2 separate regions of the Homo sapiens genome follow, and region 2 is linked to region 1. Evidence: read pairs that join two places in POLR2A ChIA-PET (ENCODE). Cell type or tissue: Panc1. All regions are shown on one strand. Each heading gives the region's core, and the rest is flanking DNA. Links, peaks and the distances in the headings are about the cores only.

Region 1 (10,440 bases), core at 2,784-6,783:
GACAACAGGCGCCCGTCACCATGCCCAGCTGATTTTTTTTTGTATTTTTAGTAGAGACGAGGTTTCACCATGTTGGCCGGTCTCAAACTCCTGACCTCAGGTGATCCACCTGCCTCGGCCTCCCAAAGTGCTTGGATTACAGGCGTGAGCCACCCTGCCCGGCCTCTCTCTCTTTTTTTTTTTTTTTTTTTTTTTTTTAGTGATAGGGTCTCACTCTGTGGCCCAAACTGGAGTGCAGTGGTGCCATAATAGCTCACTGTAGCCTGAAACTCCTGGGCTCAAGCAATCCTCTCACCTCAGCCTCTCAAGTATTAATAGCTGGGATTACAGACACATCACTGCCCCTGGCCATCTCATTTTTAATCTTTATAATAGCCCCATGACTTGGACTCACTAGCCTCATCCTAGAGGGGAAATCTGAGGGCAGGAGAGGTTCAGTGGCCTGCCCTCCCACATCACTCAGTGGATAAGTGGCAGAGATGGGATCTGAATTCAGATTTGACAGGAAAAAACCTTCTGCTGGGAACGGCGATGTGATCCTGTCTTCCTGCCACTATGTTCAAAGGAGCCAAAGACACCTAAGCTGTAAGGGCTAAAGGTATTAATAAAACACAAACTTCTCTTTCTAATTTTGGCTCCCTTACAAGAATTCAGACTAGTGGTGAGAGGAAATACTAACAGGGGCCCCTCTAGGCTGGCAGCACGCTCTACTGCCTTGAGCCTACCAACTTTCCCAAAGGGAATGATTCCTAATGTTTTCGAGTGGGTATGGAATGTGCTCTTAAAAGTTTATAGTTCACTTAATACGCATCATCTCATCAAAGAACAACTTCACAGAGGGGTGGACCTGGCTCTCCCTGCAACCCACCTACAGAGCACGGACACCTGGTGAGCTTCGTGCTCAAGCCTATGAGTGACCCTTAGCATTTCCCTCAATTCTGAGCCGTACACCCCTCCCCTTGTGCAATGACAACCTGGCAATTCCATACGCCCTCCTGGCACGCCTGGATTGGCAGGGTGGTGGCCTGGAACGCCAGTCCTCCTCTTGGGAGTTTGTAAGGAATTAGGAGGGCCATATGAGCACCCAGAATGGGGCCTGGCACCCAGGAGACAGGCAGCAAATATTCTTCCCCTTCGCTTTGCTTAATACAAGAGTCAGGTACCATGCCAGCAAACGAGACACTGGAGGTTAGACCAATGTGCTGCGTGCCACAAGCAAGTCACCTCCTACTCCAATGCTTGCAGTTTCCACATTCATAATGTGGAGCAGGTCCAAGTTCATTAAATGGCATATAATTATATATGTAGCCTTTCTTTCAGGTGAAAGAGGAGGGATTAAGGAAAAAAAAACTCTATAATCTCCTGGGTACCCAGAGGGCCTTGCCCACCCCAAGCAGAGAAAAGATTTTACAACCATAGAGAAGCTATCAGACGCAGCTGGAAGAGACCTGAATCCTATTGATCACACAAAGCCAGGCCCACAAGGGGACATGAAAGAGTGTTTCACTGGTCATAGAATAAATAGATTTTCTGTGTCACACTTATTGTAGAAGTCTCTATAAAGTGGATTGTGGAGATAGCGACCTAGAGGGCACAGATACTTCACTGGGGTGAAATGAGACCATTGTGTATGAGCCAGCGGTCTCATGTTAATTCTATTTGGCCCACACATAGGGTGACCAACTCATCCTTATGTGCAGTGGAAGTTCCACATCCCAGCCGGGCGCAGTGGCTCACGCCTGTAATCCCAGCATTTTGGGAGGCCAAGGTGGGCAGATCACCTGCGCTCGGGAGTTCGAGACCAGCCTCACCAACATGGAGAAACCCCGTCTCTACTAAAAACACAAAAAATTAGCCAGGCGTGGTGGCGCATGCCTGGAATCCCAACTACTCAGGAGGCTGAGGCAGAAGAATCGCTTGAGCCTAGGAGGCGGAGGTTGCGGTAGCCGAGATCGCGCCATTGCACTCCAGCCTGGGCAACAAGAGCAAAACTCCGTCTCAAAAAAAAAAAGAAAGAAAGAAAAGAAAAGAGAAAGAAAGTTCCACATCCCAGGAAACCCCTTATCCTAGACATCACAGGAAACAACTCAGTCCTGGACAAACCGGGATGGTTGGTCACCCTTCTTACATGATCATTTCTTAAAGCCGAATTCATAACCAACATTCACAACTGAGAGGATTTCTCATGAAATATTCCAAATGTCCAGAATCTCTTAAAAACTGGACAGCTTGGTAACTCTGCACCCAAATTTTGCACATGGAAACAATTGGCTGGTGTTGAGCGGTAGCAGCTTCTCCCCGATGGATCAAGCACTCACTGCTTTGCCACAGTCCCCATCACTCCTTGTCTTACATACACCCGTCCACTTCACTCCAGGTATTACCTGCCTGGCTCCTGTAGCATTAGAGTTTGCAACCCTTGAGGTAAATGTACTCTAGCCTTTGAAGAGCTTACAAATTTAAGAGATGGCCGTGCACAATGGCTCTCACCTGTAATCCCAGCTACTTGGGAGGCCAAGGTGGGAGGACTGCTTGAGGCCAGGAGTTTGAGACCAGCATGGGCAACATTGGGAGACTCCTGTCTCTATAAAAATTTTTTTCTTAAAATTATCCGGTTTGGTGGCATGTGCCTATAGGCCCAGCCACTCCAGAGGCCAGCCTGGGCAACAGCGGGAGACCCCCGTCTCTAAAAAACAAACAAACAAAAACTTAAGAGACGAAACTTTTAAAAGCTGACCCTGGGTTACTCCTTTCCAAATGTTCCAAGATAGGAATATTTTAGTGGCTACAAAACACCATCAATTTTCTTCTTCTTTTTTTGAGACGGATCTCGCTCTGTTGCCCAGGCTGGAGTGCAGTGGCACAATCTCGGCTCACTGCAACCTCCACCTCCCCGTTCAAGCAATTCTCCTGCCTCAGCCTCCCGAGTAGCTGGGATTACAGGTGCATACCACCATGCCCTGCTAATTTTTGTATTTTTAGTAGACACGGGGTTTCACCATCTTGGCCAGGCTGGTCTCGAACTCCTGACCTCAGGCAATCCACCCACCTCGGCCTCCCAAAGTGCTGGGATTACAGGTGTGAGCCACCGCGCCTGGGCAAAACACCATCAATTTTCTTACTTGTGCTCTTACTTAATAAACAAAGTAATGTAAACAGTGAGACTTTACACTGTTTGCCATAAAACTTAGTGGTGGTGGTGTTCAACGTAAAAAAAAAAAAATTAAAACTCCGCTGTTTTCATCTTGAATTGACCCTCAAGCACAAATTCTAGTTGCAAGTAATAGAAACCGAATCTAAAGTAGTTTCAGGAGAGAGACTGATTTAATGACTTCTGTAATCAAATTACAGACCAGTGGGAGTGGGTATCTGGATCCACGGTCAACTGGATTCAGAAACTCCAGTTCTGCTCAAGCCAGAATTCTGTTCCAGGTTCTCTGCAAATCGGCTTCATTCTCTCAGGCCAGCTACTCCACAGGGAAGGGGAAATGAACAAAGGCAGCTCTGAGCTGACATCCTTACTATTTGAAACCCAAAAGGTGGAAATGTTGTGGAGAGAGGGAGTACACTTTTTTCTACTAGTTGGAAAAATCCTAGGAAAGAATTTCTGTTCCTGGGCCTATCTAGGGTCTGTTCCCAGAAGAAAGGAGGGATGGGTTTCAAGCAGGCCCAAATCATATCTACCAACAGGTCACTCTCTGTGGGTTTTAATGATCTTTAGAGTCCTCCAGGTTGGAAGCTCTTCTCTGTAGTCTAGTTTTTTTGGTAGCAGTGATAGTAACCATAATTGCTTACAATGCGCCAGACACTATTTTCATTGCTTTGCATATTACATGCATGTGCATAAATACATATTATCTCACTTAATCCCCTCAACAACCCCCTAAGGGAGTTTATTCTCCCTGTTTTACAAATTTGGAAACTAAGACACAAAGCAGTTAAGTAGTTGAGACGCTTGCCAAGTGGGCCCGACATCAGCTGTGAACTGAACCCAGGCGGCCTAGCCAGAAATCACAGGGCCCAATCATATCACAGCTGCCTATCTGAGAGAGCTATATACTAGACTATAAAAGATTTGTCACAAACGCCTGCGTGCTGGCAATGCGCAAAGGTGTGACCAATAATGGTGTGGCTTTCCATCTGTGAGCGTGGGTTGGGGACTGGGTGAGAGGTCTCCCAGATTCCTGCCATGCTTGCTACCTGTGCTGGGAAATCCGGCTTTGATCTGCCCCTGGAGCCACCGGGCACAGCACTATCTGTTTATCTAGCTCTCCGCCAGGCACCTTGCCTCAGACTCTCCCGCTGCTGCATTTTTACTTCTCATCAAATCTGCATCCAGTGACCCGAGTCCTGCATCAGTAATCAGAAAAATCATGTTTTGATTTTTTGTTTTGTTTTGTTTTGTGTTCCTAGTCTAGACTCTGTTTCTAACAGAATACAAATAGCAACATGTTTGTTGATTGTCTGGGTTTTAGAGGACTTAAACTCAATTGAACAAATGCGTAGTGAGTTTCTACAATGAGCCTATGTGGCCAGAGGTTATAGCAACAAGTGAGAAGCAGATTCTGCCCTTAACAACCAAAAAGCTACATTTTTAAAAAAGGACTTATCTCTAAACTCTCCGTTCTGGATTAGGCAAAAGCTTTCTGGATGGTCTGGGTCCCTTCAGTTTCTCGATGTTTTCAATTCTTTGAAAGAGCTGCAGCCAGTCTAGTGGCTGTAGAATGCCGCTTTCATCGACAGCAGGAACGTCTTTCCTCCCACCCCAGGACTAAATCGGACCTTTAAATCAGGCCTTCTCCCTTACCTTGGGGTAACCCAACCCAAGTGAATTGATTTGCTCCCTGCATTGTTAACCTGTGGGAATTAAGCTTGTCTATTGTTGTCTCCTGGTGCACACCCCTTCTTTGTAATTGACCTTCATCCAGAATTCTTGGTAGGCTTAGGCAGCCATATTTTAATCACATGATTTTCTTCTTGGCCACAGCTGATTGGTTCTGAGTGATCACCTGACCCAGCCCATGGGCTGAACTGAGCCAATCGGCTTCTTTGTCCTTCAGAGTCTGACTTAAATAGTTCAGAGAGTGAATGAGGAAGGTTGGGCCTGGAGCAGGAGAGTATTGTGGCATTAAGATGTCAAGCTTGCACCAGGTAAAATCCTAATAAGAGAGATAAGCCAGAGGATGAAGCCTATGTACAGAAAAGAGCAGAAGTAAGAGACCATCCATGAGGCATGATCGCAAGAGAGGAAAGGAGAGAAGGAGGAGGGTCGGTGCCCAATTTACCAGGTCTCTTTTGAATCCATGTCTTAGCCTTGGATGTCTGATGCACCTTTCAATAAACTCCCAATTTATTTGAGCAAGTTTGGTACGGCCTCAGTTTCATGCAACTTAATTGATTAGAATATCAAAATATTTTGCCCATATTATGATTATCACAGTTATTACAATAAAAGATAGATATTCTGCCTATCCCCAACAGATGGTCATGTCTTTTTTTCATCTTTCTGTCTCCACTACTTTCCCTTGCCTCTGTGCCTAGAGCGTAGCATGTGCTCAATAAAAGCTTGATGAAAGAATGAAGGAATGTTCATCTCCTCTAAATTTCTCTGCCTGGCTTTCCAGCCTTCCCCCATCTGGCCCCGTATCTAACCTCATTACCCACTACTCCTTACTCCACACCCTCCACTGTGGTTAAACCAGTCTCACCAAGGCATCCGGCTCATTTCTCTGGGCCTTTCCTCATGCTGGAATGCCCTCCTCCCTCTTCTTCACCTACTTATCCTTCTTAAATCAGCCCCCTCCTTCTCCATCCATTCTTCAGACATTTACTGAATGCCCACTGTGTGTCAGACATTATGCTAAGCGCTGGGCTACAGTGGGGAAAAAAACAGATGTGCTTTCTGTAGCCATGTTACTTATTGTAAAAGGGGAAAGATGTATTCGTTTTGAAGAGAAACCAGAGTATATGTTGCTTATTGTCTTACAAACCTTCCCTGTGAAGTTTCCTCCAAGAGCTGCACCACCCCCCGCCATCTCCTGCTCATCTTCCTCCTCGCTTACCTCGTTTAATTCTTCCTAACTCACATCACTGTTTGTTAACAGGTTCTCTTGAGTTTGTTTTGCCCACCAAGCCTCCTCCTATTAACTGGATTTTATGTGTCTTCAGGGCTGAAGCCTGAATCTTGTACTTTTTCTATTTATACTTACGTGGCTCAGCAACAGGGACACAGTGGGCACCTAAAAAATAACTCTTCACTGCCTGCCTGCTTGATCAAAAATGTCTCCTGCCCTCCTGGCCTGGTAAATGAAAGGACAGAGAGGTATTTGTCTGTCTTTGCAATCCCAGGAATAAACATCAGCCTGGATTTCAGCTGATCCCCATAACCCTGGCCATAAAGCACCATCTAAAGCCAGGGGAGAGATGAACAAATAGAGGTTGTATTTGTTCTGTTTAGTCCCGGGTACTCTGGGGGAAGGCTTCACAGACCTCCTCACCACAAACCCATGCTAACAAACAAGAAGCCACTTCTCTGGCAGTCTCCTGTACAGTGTCCTTTTACCTGGGAGTCAGCTCCCTTGTCTCCAGCCCTTTTGAAAGACACCTTTCAGCTCTGTGTCTTTACTGGGTGGAAGGGAAAGAAAAATTAGGGGCACTAGATTTCATTCTCTCCCCAGACATAAGCAAAGGTAGTCCACCCCAGACCGAGCTCAGCAAAACCTCACCACAGAGTTTCTCTGCATAAAGAAAGTGCCTTTTTGAAACACAAAGTCAGTCTTTCAAATCAGGAAGGGAAAAAATAACCCACCAACCAACCCCAAACCTGCACTTGGCCAAAATCCTGAGGTTGGTGGCAGGATTGAACTGAATCATTTCTCTTTACTCTGATTGCATCAGCGACAGGCAGCTACTTGGTCCCCAGAAGAGGCCTCATGCCATGTTTGTGCCTAATTTTGATTCCTTATTTTCTTGTAAGCAAAGCCATCTTAACTAATGTGAGATGGGAATTGGGTTCAACCCAGGTGGCTGAGGCCAGAAACTGATAGTTGTGAGACAGAAACTGTTATACCCATTAGGGGCTGTTCCTCTTAAGTCTAAACTAGCTCCATCTCTCTGTTCCCTGTTTGAGAGGTTCCATGATACCTTTGACATGAAGTCCTAGCTCTTAAGTATCCTAAGTTCTATGTAGTGATAACTACAACTTTTTGAGCAAAGTCTTCCTAAGTACTCTGCCCTTGCCTAGACATTATATATAAAGTATTTCACTGGATCCTTTAAGAAAACAAACACCCCATGAGGTAGGTGCTATGGTTAGATCCATTTTATAGATATGGAAACTGAGGCCCAGAGAAATTAGGTGCCTTGTGCATAGCTGAGGCGGGACTTGGACCCAGGCTGCTGACTACAAAGCCTACACTCTTTTTTTTTTTCTTTTTTTTTGAGACAGAGTGTTGCTCTTGTTGCCCAGGCTGGAGTGCAATGGTGCGATCTCGGCTCACCGCAATCTCCACCTCCAGGGTTCAAGCAAGTAGCTGGGATTCCAGACATGTGCCACCATGCCCAGCTAATTTTGTATTTTTAGTAGAGATGGGGTTTCTCCATGTTGGTCAGGCTGGTCTCAAACTCCTGACCTCAGGTGATCTGCCCGCCTCAGCCTCCCAAAGTGCTGGGATTACAAGTGTGAGCCACCAAGTCCAAAAGCCCACACCCTTAATCACTGTGCAAATGAGTCTCCCTTTCTTCTCACCTTTCCAAGGACCCCCCATTCTCTAAAGACTGAAGGAAATTCCACCCCCTTCCAGATATCTGCAGCCCACTCTGAGCTCTCCCTTAACTGACTGACTTCCTCTAGTCTGTTAACACCTCGCAGGACATTTTGAAATCATCATTCATTTGTGCAATAATTATTGAGCACCTATGTATGCCAGACGCTGTTCTAGGAGACCCAGCTGTGAACAGAACAGACAAAAGTCCTTGCCCTCACGGACTTTACATTCTATGGAAGCAGACTGACACGCAAAAATACAAATACACTTTGGGAGGCTGAGGCGGGTAGATCGCTTGAGCCCAGGAGTTAGAGACCAGCCTGGGCAACAGGGTGAAACCCCATCTCTACAAAAAATATAAAAATTGGCCTGGAGTGGTGCTGTGTCCCTGTAGTCCCAGCTACTCCGGTGGCTGAAGCTGGAGAATGGCTTAAGCTCAGGAGTTTGAGGCTGCAGTGAGCTGTGATGATGCCACTGCACTCCAGCCTGGACAACAGAATGAGACCCCATCTCAAAAAAAAAAAAAAAAAAAAAGAATATAAATACGTAAAAAAATTATATTAAGGCCAGGCGTGGTAGCTCACACTTGTAATCCCAGCACTTTGGGAGGTCAAGGCAGTGGATCACCTGAGGTCAGGAGTTCGAGACCAGCCTGGCCACCATTGTGAAACCCTGTCTCAACTGAAAATACAAAAATTAGCTGGGCATGGCGGCACACACCTGTTGTCCCACCTACTTGGGAGGCCGAGGCAGGAGAATGGCTTGAATCTCGGAGGAGGAGGTTGTAGTGAGCCAAGATCACGCCAATGAACTCCAGCCTAGGTGACAGAGCAAGACTCCATCTCAAAAAAAAAAAAAAAAAAAAAAAGAAAAGAAAAAAACTGTATTAGATAGCAATAAGTGCTAAATTGAGAAATAAGACAGAGAAAGGAGATAGAGAATGTGTCAGAAAAGGTAGAATTGCACACAGAGTGGCCAGGGCAGGCCTTACTGGGAATGTGATACCAAACTTCAGAGCTAAGAAGACTGAGGCATGGAAAGGGAAGGGCATTTGAAATGGAGGGAAGGGAAACTACAAGGGCACAGAGGCCGACGTGTGCCTGCTGCACTCAAGGAACAACGAGGGGACCAGCGTGACGGGAGGAGGACAAGTGAAGGCAAGCATAGTTAGGAATGCAGTGAGAGAGGTGAGAAGAGGACACCAGCCTCTGTGGAGGCCTGCAGAGCCTGGCGAGGGTGTTGGTGTTTATTCCGAGTGGAATGGGGAGCTCGTAGAGGATTCTGAGTAGCCTAGTGTGGGGTGGGAAAGTGTGATGCCTTTCCTCACCCATCATAAAGGTCACTGCCAACACTCCTATAACAAAAGATAGGTTAACAAGAGAAAAGCCTAACACGTTTGTTTGTTTATTTATTTATTTGAGACTGAGTTTCATTCTTGTCCCCCAGGCTGGAGTGCAATGGCGCAATCTGGGCTCGCTGCAACATCTGCCTCCTGGGTTCAAGCGATTCTCCTGCCTCAGCCTCCTGAGTAGCTGGGATTACAGGTGCCCGCCACCACGCCCGGCTAATTTTTGTATTTTTAGTAGAGACGGGGTTTCACCATGTTGGCCAGGCTGGTCTCTAACTCCTGACCTCAAGTGATCCGCCTGTCTTGGCCTCCTAAAGCGCTGGGATCACAGGCCTGAGCCACCACGCCTGGCCCTTACACATTTATTTAATCAAAGGTTTTTTTTTTTTTTAATGCTTTAAGTTCTAGGGTACATGTGCACAACATGCAGGTTTGTTACATATGTATACATGGGCCATGTTGCTGTGCTGCACCCATTAACTCATCATTTACATTAGGTATATCTCCTAATGCTATCCCTTCCCCCTCCCCCAACCCCACGACAGGCCCCGGCGTGTGATGTTCTCCACCCTGTGTCCAAGTGTTCTCATTGTTCAATTCCCACCTATAAGTGAAAACATGTGGTGTTTGGTTTTCTGTCCTTGTGATAGTTTGCTCAGAATGATGGTTTCTAGCTTCATCCGTGTCCCTACAAAGGACATGAACTCATCCTTTTTTATGGCTGCATAGTATTTCCATGGTGTATATGTGCCACATTTTCTTAATCCAGTCTATCATTGATGGATATATGGGTTGGTTCCAAGTCTTCGCTATTGTGAATAGTGCCGCAATAAACATATGTGTGCATGTGTCTTTATAGCAGCATGATTTATAATCCTCTGGGTATATGCCCAGTAATGGGATGGCTGGGTCAAATGGTATTTCTAGTTCTAGATCCTTGAGGAATTGTCACACTGTCTTCCACAATGGTTGAACTAGTTTATAGTCCCACCAACAGTGTAAAAGCATTCCTATTTCTCCACATCCTCTCCAGCACCTGTTGTTTCCTGACTTTTTAATGATCGCCATTCTAACTGGTGTAAGATGGTATCTCATTGTGGTTTTGATTTGCATTTCTCTGATGGCCAGTGATGATGAGCATTTTTTCATGTGTCTGTTGGCTGCATAAATGTCTTCTTTTTAGAAATGTCTGTTCATATCCTTTGCCCACTTTTTGATGGGGTTGTTTGATTTTTTTTCTTGTAAATTTGTTTAAGTTCTTTGTAGATTCTGGATATTAGCCCTTTGTCAGATGGGTAGATTGTAAAAATTGTCTCCCACTCTGTA
Region 2 (10,440 bases), core at 4,103-8,102, 450 kb after region 1:
AAAATTCCTGTTTCCCCATATTCTTATCAGTGCCATGTATTGTAAACTCCTTATTTTTGCTAATCCAGTAGAAAAAAATAGCATTTTGCTGTTATGAATTTGCATACTTCCAACAAATATATAAACATAAATTTGTATTTTTTTCTGGTATGTATAATTCAGCTTCTCCTTAATGATTCGTAAAAACTCCATTTTTTTTTAAGTCCATTATCTGTCATATGAGTTGCAAATATTTTTCTCCCAGTTGGCATTTTTTCTTTGTGAAATTTTTTATTCTGGTGAAGAAATTTCCATTTTTGATGTAGTTAAATTTATCAAATGTTTTCCTTTGTGGTTTCTGGATTTTGTGTTTTGCTTAAAAGAAATAGGGCCTATAATTTTAGCCATTATACTATGCGGTTTCTTTATTTTCTTTTATATTTATTTATTTATTTATTTATTTGTTTTTGAGACAGTTTTGCTCTTGTTGCCCAGGCTGGAGTGCAATGTGCGATCTCGGCTCACTGCAACCTCCGCCTCCCGGGTTCAAGCGATTCTCTTGCCTCAGCCTCCGGAGTAGGTGGGATTACAGGCATGCGCCACCATGCCCAGCTAATTTTGAATTTTTTAAAAAATAGAGACAGGGTTTTGCCATGTTGGTCAGGCTGGTTTTGCAATCCTGACCTCAGGTGATCCGCCCACCTTGGCCTCCCAAAGTGCTGGGATTACAGGCATGAGCCACTGCACCCAGCCTATATTTTATTTTTGAGACCAAGTCTCCCAGGCTGGAGTGCAGTAGCCGAGACGGGCAGATCACCTGAGCTCAGGAGTTCGAGACCAGCCTGGCGAACATGGCAAAACCCTGTCTCTACTAAAAATACACAAATTAGCTGGGCGTGGTGGTGCATGCCTGTAATGCCAGGCTGAGATAGGAGGCTGAGATGGGAGAATCACTGGAACCAAGGAGCTGGAGGTTGCAGTGAGCCAAGATTGCGCCACTGCACTCCAGCATGCGTGACAGAGCAAGACTCTGTCTCAAAAAATAAAAATAAAAATAAAATAAAATACAGAAACGTATATTTAACTTAGTCAACTCTACGCAAAGACTTTGTAAGGCCATTTAACAATGGAAACATCTAGATCTTGCCTTTAAAAGGCTTCTGGTCTAGTGGGGATGAATAAGAAGATAGTCACGTAAAGACAGACAATACAGAATAGAACATGGTAAAGGTCACAGGGAGCAGAGAGAGAGTGATGAGACATCAGAGAAAAGAGAGGCCACATTTTAGGAATAGGAAAGTTCACTGGAGATGGCGAATGGAAATGATGGGAAATAGTTAATTCAGCGGGTAACAAGCACATGGTCTGGGCCCAGAGTCCCCTGAGCATTCCACCAAGTAGACTGTGTCTAGCACCACGTGTCTTGGACTTGCTATAAGAAGAGAGCAAGAGCCTTTCCATCTTTCGATATTCCTGATCAGCATGGACACTGGGGAGTGAAGGCAGGAAGTCAGGGGAAAGGGCTACATAGAACAAGCTCCCCAGGCCGACCCTTCCCCACAGCGGGCCTCCCTCTGGCCGCCTGTGCTCCAGCTGTGCCGGCCTTCTTTCTTTTCTTGCCTGAACAAAGCTCCTCTCAAGGCCTTTGCATATGCTAGTCCCTCAGCCTGGGAGGCTATTAATATTTTGCTTCCTCTTCCTAGGACTCTTATACCCTTGGCCTCCGGGATTCTTTCCCTAACCCCCGCACCTAGGTAAGTCTTCCTGCCCTTCCCGGAGTTCTGTTTGTAGCCCCTATCAGGACTGTAATGTAAATATTTGTTGTGGGGCAGGCTGGTGGTATAAAAAATAAACAAATAAAAAATAAAATAAATATTTATTGTGTACTTTAAAAGGTTTTCCTCTCTAGATGGTAAGTACTATTGACACTGAGGCCATGTTTTGCCTTTTTTTCTTTTTTCTTTTTTGAGAAAGAGTCTCGCTCTGTTGCCCAGGCTTGAGTGCAGTGGCTCTATCTCAGCTCACTGCCAACCTCCGCCTCCTGGGTTCAAGCGATTCTTGTGCCTCAGCCTCCCGAGTAGCTGGGATTACAGGCACGTGCCACCACGCCCGGCTAATTTTTGTATTTTTAGTAGAGACAGGGTTTCACCATGTTGGCCAGGCTGGTCTTGAACTCCTGACCTGAAGTGATCCACCCATCTCAGCCTCCCAAAGTGCTGGGTGGGATTACAGGCGTGAGCCACCATGCCTGGCAGCCTTGCCTTTTTCAATCTGGTATAGCCCCAATGCCTCAGAAAGTGACTGGTACATTGCTCATACCTAAAAAAAAGTATGAGTGAATAAAGGCATTCATGCGTGCCACTCCTGGCTAGTCTCTCAACTGGTAAAAGCAGAAACTCCTAAGAATGTCGACTGAAACACTGCCAGACAACTAGGGTTGCGACCTGCAGTCACACAAGGTCCCATGCTCAAGAGGGCCAGGTTTGCTTGGTCTAATGATCTGCTGTTGCCATCCTAAAATTCTTCCAGCCTGGGTAACATAGCAGGACCTCATCTCTACTAAAAAAAAATAAAATAAAATAAAATAAAAATTAGCCAGGCATGGTGGCACACGCCTGCAGTCTAGGGCTTGGAGGCTAAGGCTGGAAGATCCCTAGAGCTCAGGAGTTTGTGACTGCAGTGAACTGTGATCGTGCCACTGCACTCTATCCTGGGAGACAGAGTGAGACCCTGTCTCCAAAAAAAAAAAAATTCGTAATAATCTTATTTTTCAACTTGTGTGTGTGTTTTGTTTTGTTTTGAGACAGAGTCGTGCTCTGTCGCCCAGGCTGGAGTTCAGTGGTGCGATCTTGGCTTACTACAACCTCCGCCTCCTGTGTTCAAGCGATTCTCCTGCCTCAGCCTCCTGTGAACCTGTGTTTTGTAAATGAACTCCAATGGGACAGGGAGCGTGAATGTCAGTGGAGGAGGTAAGATTGTGTTCACTCCTCTTTGCCAGAGCATTTGCATCTGGAGTTCACTGTGCCCCATAAGCACAGGATTCTGGTGGACTCACCATATGGGGGAGGGCAACAAGGCTAGAAGCAAGTACAAGGCAGGCATGGCTGTTACATTTAAGAGTGGGCAAATGGAGGCCCCAACAGCTTGGAGAGGCGACACTTTTCATGCACTTTCCATGCGTTGCTTCGAACACAGAAAGAAGGCAATGGCTTTCTAAAAAACACAGAGGACCATGGAACCCGACTGCATCTTTCTTACTCATTCACTTCCTTGTTTTAGCCAGTCATTTACACTGAAAATAATGGCACAGCAGGGCAACCCATTATTCTTGTTCCTTTCAGTCCTTTCTTATCAGTAAATCAAAGGTAGACAGTGTTGGTCGAATGTAAATGTATCAAGAAATGAGGCTGGGCACGGTGGCTCACGCATGTAATCCTAGCATTTTGGGAGGCCAAGGCAGGCGGATCACCTGAGGTCAGGAGTTCGAGACCAGCCTGGCCAACATGGTGAAACCCCGTCTCTACTAAAAATACAAAAATTAGCCAGGCGTGGTGGTGGGTGCCTGTAATTCCAGCTACTCGGAAGGCTGAGGCACGAGAATCACTTAAACCTGGGAGGTGGAGGTTGCAGTGAGCCTAGATTGTGCCACTGCATTCCAGCCTGGGAGACAGAGCAAGACTCCATCTCAAAAAAAAAAAAAAAAAAAAAGAAATGAAATAAAAATGTTGAATTCAGGCCAGGCGCGGTGGCTCACGCCTGTAATCCCAACACTTTGGGAGGGCGAGGTGGGAAGATCACGAGGTCAGGAGATTGAGACCATCCTGGCCAACATGGTGAAACCCCGTCTCTACTAAAATACAAAAAAGTAGCTGGGCACGGTGGTGCACGCCTGTAGTCCCAGCTACTTGGGAGGCTGAAACGGGAATCGCTTGAACCCGGGAGGCAGAGGTTGCAGTGAGCTGAGACTGAGCCACTGTACTCCAGTCCGGGTAACACAGAGTGAGACTCTGTCTCAAAAAAAAAAAAAAAAAAAAGTTGAATTCAGCTGGGTGCAATGGCTTATGCCTGTAATCCCGGCACTTTGAGAGGCCAAGGCAGGAGGATTGCCTGACCCCAGGAGTTCAAGAGCAGCCTGAACAACATGGTGAAACCCCATCTCTACAAAAAGTACAAAAATTAGCCAGGTGTGGTGGGGTGTGCCTGTAGTCCCAGCTACTCGGGAGGCTGAGGTGAGGGGATTGCTTGAACCCAGGAGGCTGAGGCTGCAGTGGGCCATGATCTTGCCACTGCACTCTGGCCTGGGTGACAGAGTGAGACCCTGTCTCAAAAAAAAAAAAAAAATAAAAGTTGAATTCGTGTTGTGTAGAGTTTCTACTGTTCTGCTAAGAAGGAAATACATATGCATGTGTAAACTATGAAATACAAATTGTGTAATTTCAGTGATTCTGTGTAGGAGCTAATGCTCTTATATTTGCATTTAGAATTGGCATTGCACAATGTAAAGATGAACAGTAAAATTCATGCTAATAATTTAACATTTTAATTTTTCTCCAGCAAATAATAAACATCATGACAAGTTGAGAGAGAGACTTAGACCCCATCTCTTAAAAAAAAAAAAAAAAGCAGACTTTGGAAGGAAAAAAATTATATTTCAGGCCAGGCACAGTGGCTTATACCTGTAATCTGTGCACTTTTGGAAGGCCAAGCTGGGTGGATCAACTGAGCTCAGGAGTTCGAGACCAGCCTGAGCAACATGGCGAAACCCCGTCTCTACTAAAAAATTAGCCAGGCGTAGTGGCGCATGCCTGTAATCCCAGATACTCAGGAGGCTGAGGCAGGAGAATTGCTTGAACCTGGGAGGCGGAGGTTGCAGTGAGCCAAGAATGGCGCCACCTCACACTAGCCTGGGCAATAGGGCGAGATTCTGCCTCCAAAAAAAAATAATAATAATAATTATACACACACACACACACACACACACACACACACACACACACAGGCATTCGAACCAGAGTGACTCCATTTTGAGTGAGAGCTGGAAAATGAGGCTGAGACTTGCTGGGCTGCATTCCCAGAAAGTTAGGTATTCCTAACCTCTAGATGTTTATGGTTAAGGGAATGAATTAATAATGTTTACCAAACAGACTCAGACTTAGGAGTGTCCAGATATCCCGATATCTGGAGAACAAAGACATTCCTAATTTTGCTTTAAAGATGATAATTTGATACTTGTAAAGTATAGTAATTGAGAAAATTAATCCTTTATCACAAGTCCTTGTAGCAGAGCACATCGCCCCATATATACGAGTATTGTATCTAGGGTGGACACGTTCCTCCTCTTTCGGGAACGTCCTACTCTGTCTATGGAGCAGCTGTTCTTTCACTACTTTACTCTCTTAATAAATTTGCTTTTACTTTCCACTGCAGACTCGCCCTGAATTCCCTCTTGCACAAGATCCAAGAAGCCTCTTTTGGGGTCTGGATCGGGACTCCTTTTCTGTAATATATATATATATACACACACACACACAGCACTAATGGTACTTTCTTCTTGTTGTTGTTATTTGTTTTCCCTAGCAAGGAGCCCTGCATTTTAATCTGCACTGGGACCCACATATTATACGGTCAGCCTGCAAACAACCCTCAATGCTCCTAGCCCAGTGTCACCACGTGAAGCACCTGAGTCCTGTGAGCAAACCTCAGGAAGATGCTGCCTGGTCCCTGCTGGGCAGTTACCTCCTGGGCTTTCTCAGGGAGCTTCTGAGCCACAGTCAGGTCTCCTAGGTCGGGGGCCTGACTCTGTGGCCTCACCCGAGTGCCTTTTTTTTTTTTTTTTAAGATGGAGTCTTGCTCTGTGCCCCCCAGGCTGGAGAGCAGTGAATGGCATGATCTCGGCTCACTGCAACCTCTGCCTCCTGGGTTCAAGCGATTCTCCTGCCTCAGCCTCCCATATTGCTGGGATTACAGGCGCCCGCCACCATGCCGAGCTAATTTTTGTATTTTTAGTAGAGACTGGGTTTCACCATATTGGCCAGGCTGGTCTCAAACACCTGACCTTGTGATCTGCCGGCCTCGGCCTCCCAAAATGCTGGGATTACAGGCGTGAGCCACCAGGCCTGGCTTCGAGTGCCCTTTCTAACCTGTCTTTGGGCAAGGAAGTCTTATTTTTCCTGAGGCTGGCCGCATGAAAATGAGCTAATTCCCGGCAGAGGATGACTCTCCACCGCTATTGCCTCATGATTACTCACTCATTCAATAATCAGTACTATGGGCCTCTGTCATGCCCAGGCACTGTGCTGGCGATAAAAAAGATGAATAAGGCACGAACCCTCCCAGGTGGCAGCTACAGCCCTGTGGGGAGGCAGTACACACACCCCACATGGAGTGATCTCCGTTCTAAGAGAGAAACGCAGGCAATTCTCTGGAAGCAAAGGAAGTCATTTCCGCCTTTGGAGGTGGGTGGAGGAAGAGGAACCTGTACCTGCTCTGTGAAAGTGCCTTCACTCTGACATTTATTCCCAGCCAGTGGGTGGCACCAAGGAAATGGCTTGGGGGAACTTTAGTAAGTTCCAGCTCCCAGGCCATCACAAAAAGAAGGCAGTTTCCAAGCAAAACCAGCATGCTTGCTATGCAGGTACAGCCTAAAGACAAATCTCCCAACACTCTCTCCAATGGATTATAGCCCAAAGCATCTCTATATATAGAAATTCTAGAGCTTCCACTTTTTTTTTTTTTTTAAAGAAGGTCTCACTCTGTCACCCAGGCTGCTCTCCTGGCTTCCTGTGCCCCATCCTCCAGTGTTTGTTACAAGGTCATCTTTTTTTTTTTTTTCCTTTTAGAGGAATCTTTCACTTAGAAATATCTTTGAGATTTTTTTGCTAGAGCCTCCTAACATTCAAAGTAAAGTCAGCTTTTACTTGTTAAAAAGGGATACTCACAGGTATTCTGCTCTTTCTCCGTGTGGGTAGGAATTTCCCCCTGGGCACTTCTGTGTCCTTAAAATAACAATACTGCCTGTGCAAAACCCACTCCACACTTGAGGGGTGCTGAGCTCCCTGTTATCAGTTACCGGATCTCTGTTTTTAGTAACTGAGTGTTAAGCAAAGCCTCCTGCTTAATTAATGGGTCTATCTTAGCAACCCATCCTGGTATAGAGCTTCTTCCCAATCCCTGTGACTCTAGGGATCCCACACATCATAGGACTTCCTCTGGACTCCCCAAGGATCAAAGCTTCCTGCCAGCCAGGGATTGTCACCAAATCCCATGGATCAGGGGCTGAATACAAGGAGAGTTCAAAGGTAAAGTTACAGGAGCCTCTGTCGGGGGCAGGATATAGGCAATCCCACAGCGGAAACCTCTCATTATGAGTTCAGCACACCTGCTGTTCATCCCCCAACTGTATCAGGCCCAAGGACTCCAGGGCAAGGTGGAGTGGGTATGGCTGTGAGTAGGCTGGGTGCGTCTCATTCACAGGAAAGCTAGTTTAGCTGCTTGCAGTCAGTGGTTGAAACAAACACTTTCACCATCTGAGAAGCTTAGGCCAAGGATATCTTAAAGAAGTACCCAGACTCCTGGTCTGAAAACTCTTTGGAAGGGAGTGGCGTTCAGATTCTTTATCAAAAGAATTTAGAGAGCGCATGTGACACACACACACACACACACACACACACACACGGTCTCCCTCTCTCTTCACACATACACACACACACACACGGTCTCCCTCTCTCTACACACACACACACACACACACACACACACACACACACACACGGTCTCCCTCTCTCTTCACCCTCCCTCTTTCCAGGCGCCAGTTGGCCTGAAACACACAAAGCTGAAGCTTCAGGGACAAGGGCAGTCTTTAGGGTTAGACGTGGCTCAGAAAGGACCAGAAGAGGCTTGGCAAACTGAAAAGGGAAGGTGTGAGTAAAAGACTGCCTTGGGCACACAGGTGCACATTCAATGGAAAAGCAGGAAGACAGTGTTTGACTCTTTCAATGAGCTTGACCTGGAACATTTGCGGAGTGGTTGTATCTTTAAGATCAAAAGAAGAAATAAATGGCAAATATCTTTCTTCTCTTTACTTCCTAAATTGATTTGTTTGATTATAAAAACCATATTACCACAATCCAGAATATATGAAAATAGAGGAAGAAAAAAGGCTCTAGTTAGACTACCTCTCTAACACAAGCTCCATGAGTAAAGACGGTAATGAGTAGATTCATTTACACTTAAAAATTATTTTAATATTTTAAAGGTCATTTACATTTCAAGGTGTTTTTTACTACTGGAACTTGGTGAATGAAATGGCTATTCTGTTCTTATTGTGTGAGATCAACAAAACACAACATGAATGGTCAAAAATAAGACATTTACAGAAAAAGGACTCTGGACACGGTGATCTAGCAGAGGTTTTTCCATCTATAACTTCTTAATAGGAAAATGAGTTGCTAAATATAAAAGGACAAAAACGTTAAATGCTAGCATACACTCATTGTGTCAGAGGCGTTAAAACCAGAGTGACTGCATTTTGAGTGAGGGCTGGAAAATGAGGCTGAGACTTGCTGGGCTGCATTTCCAGAAGTTAGGCATTCCTAACTTCTAGGTGTTTATGGTTAAGGGAATAGATTGATAATGTTTACCAAACAGACTCAGACTTGGAAGTGTCCAGATATCCCAGTATCTGGGAACAAAGGCATTCCTAAATTTTGCTTTAACAAAGGCATTCCTAATTTTATGGTGGCTCACACCTGTAATCACACTTTGGGAGGCCAGAGGTGGGTGGATCACCTGAGGTCAGGAGTTTGAGGCCAGCCTGGCCAACATGGTGAAACCCCGTCTCTACTAAGAGTACAAAAATTAGCTGGGCATGGTGGTGGGTACCTGTAATCCCAGTTACTTGGGAGGCTGAGGCAGGAGGATTGCCTGAATCTGGGAGACAGAGGTTGCAGTGAGCCAAGACCACCCCATTACATTCCAGCATGGGCAACCAGAGCGAAATTCCGTCTCAGAAAATAATAATAATAATAATAATAATAATAATAATAATAATATTGATTCTTGCAAACTATAGCAATTAAGAAAATTAATCATTTATCACAAACCCTTGTAGCAGAGCACATCTCCCCAAGATCTTTTGTGTGTGTTTTTTTGTTTTTTTTTTTTTTGAGATGGAGTCTCCCTCTGTCACCCGGGCTGGAGTGTAGTGGTGTGATCTTGGCTCACTGCAACCTCTGCCTCCCAGGTTCAAGTGATTCTCCTGCCTCAGCCTCTCAAGTAGCTGGGATTACAGACAAGCACTTCCATGCCTGGCTAATTTTTGTATTTTTATTAGGGACGGGGTTTCACCATGTTGGCCAGGCTGGTCTTAAACTTCTGACCTCAGGTGATCCCCCCGCTTCGGCCTCCCAAAGTGCTGGGATTACAGGCGTGAGCCACTGCGCCTGGCCCCAAGATCTTTTTCTATCCTATATATATAAGCATTGTACCTAGGGTGGACGTGTTCCTCCTCTTACTTTCAGGAATGCCCTACTCTGTCTATGGAGTAGCTATTCTTTCACTACTTTCTTTTCTTTTCTTTTTCTTTTTTTTTGAGAAGGAGTCTCGCTCTATCGCCGAGGCTGGAGTGCAGTGGCACGATCTCGGCTCACTGCAACCTCCGCTTCCTGGGTTCAAGTGATTCTCCTGCCTCAGCCTCCTGAGTAGCTGGGATTACAGGCACATGCCACACCTAGCTTTTTTTTTTTTTTTTTTTTAGTACAGACAGGGTTTTGCAATGTTGGTCAGGCTGGTCTTGAACTCCTGACCTCATGTGATCTGCCCGCCTCGGCCTCCCAAAGTGCTGGGATTACAGGCATGAGCCACCGTGCCTGGCCCACTACTTTATTTTCTTAATAAACTTGCTTTTACTTTGCAATGTGGACTCGCCCTGAATTCTTTCTTGCGCGAGATCCAAGATCCCTTTCTTGGGGTCTGGAATGGAGACCCCTTTCCTTGTAACAGTTGTATTTAGAAATTCAATATTCTATAGAAACAAGAGATGAAGCAAACAAAGATCAAAAAGAAAGAAGGCTACATTCCACACAATCCTATCAACCACCAATTGTGACTCCCTTTGTGGTTGAGAAATAAATAAGAGGCACAAAGACAAAAACAGAGGAATAACACGCAAGTTATACACCGAAATAATAAGACAGGTGAAGACAGGGGAAAGAGGTGAACTGGAGCTGGTGGCTGGAGATTGTCCTGGCAGAAAAAAAGATTCTCTAGATTGAGGTCCAGAAGAGAAGACTCCAGAATCCGACTAGTTCTGTTTAAAAACATGTTGGAATAAGCATTAGGTGTGGTATGAATCTGTCAGAAAGCAACAGTCCAACTTCTAAGCACCTTCATCTTGCCCAAGATGTGATTTTGTGGCTAAGAGATGTGAGAGGGAACAGATGAGACTATTACGGGGCAGAGAGT

What was found. ChIA-PET counts read pairs that join two places held together with the same protein. Peaks named below come from ENCODE experiments on the same cell type or tissue, not always from the same donor. Only the 100,000 strongest peaks of a DNase experiment are listed, where the experiment ranks them.
Region 2: POLR2A ChIA-PET joins it to region 1 with 7 read pairs; 1 of 35 experiments calls an interaction of 5 or more read pairs at or near these places.

The regions. Positions count from the first base shown.
Region 1 is chr16:69,517,498-69,527,937 of GRCh38, reverse strand. It overlaps LOC105371325 (a long non-coding RNA gene), which reads right to left and starts at 5,263. Exons shown (of 3, transcript XR_933697.3): 1 at 4,858-5,263; 2 at 4,201-4,350; 3 at 3,381-3,467. RefSeq lists an enhancer at 3,828-5,027. In Panc1, for the core only: no CTCF peak of the experiment used is centred there; no DNase peak of the experiment used is centred there; H3K27ac peaks cover 3,428 bases.
Region 2 is chr16:69,069,336-69,079,775 of GRCh38, reverse strand. The region is part of intron 17 of TANGO6 (transport and golgi organization 6 homolog); the gene reads right to left. Among named protein-coding and RNA genes, the nearest start is that of HAS3, 31 kb to the left of the region's middle. RefSeq lists enhancers at 1,341-1,860, 5,244-5,961, 5,962-6,680, 6,681-7,398, 7,399-8,118. In Panc1, for the core only: no CTCF peak of the experiment used is centred there; a DNase peak (open chromatin) is centred at 6,245; H3K4me3 peaks cover 350 bases; H3K27ac peaks cover 1,370 bases.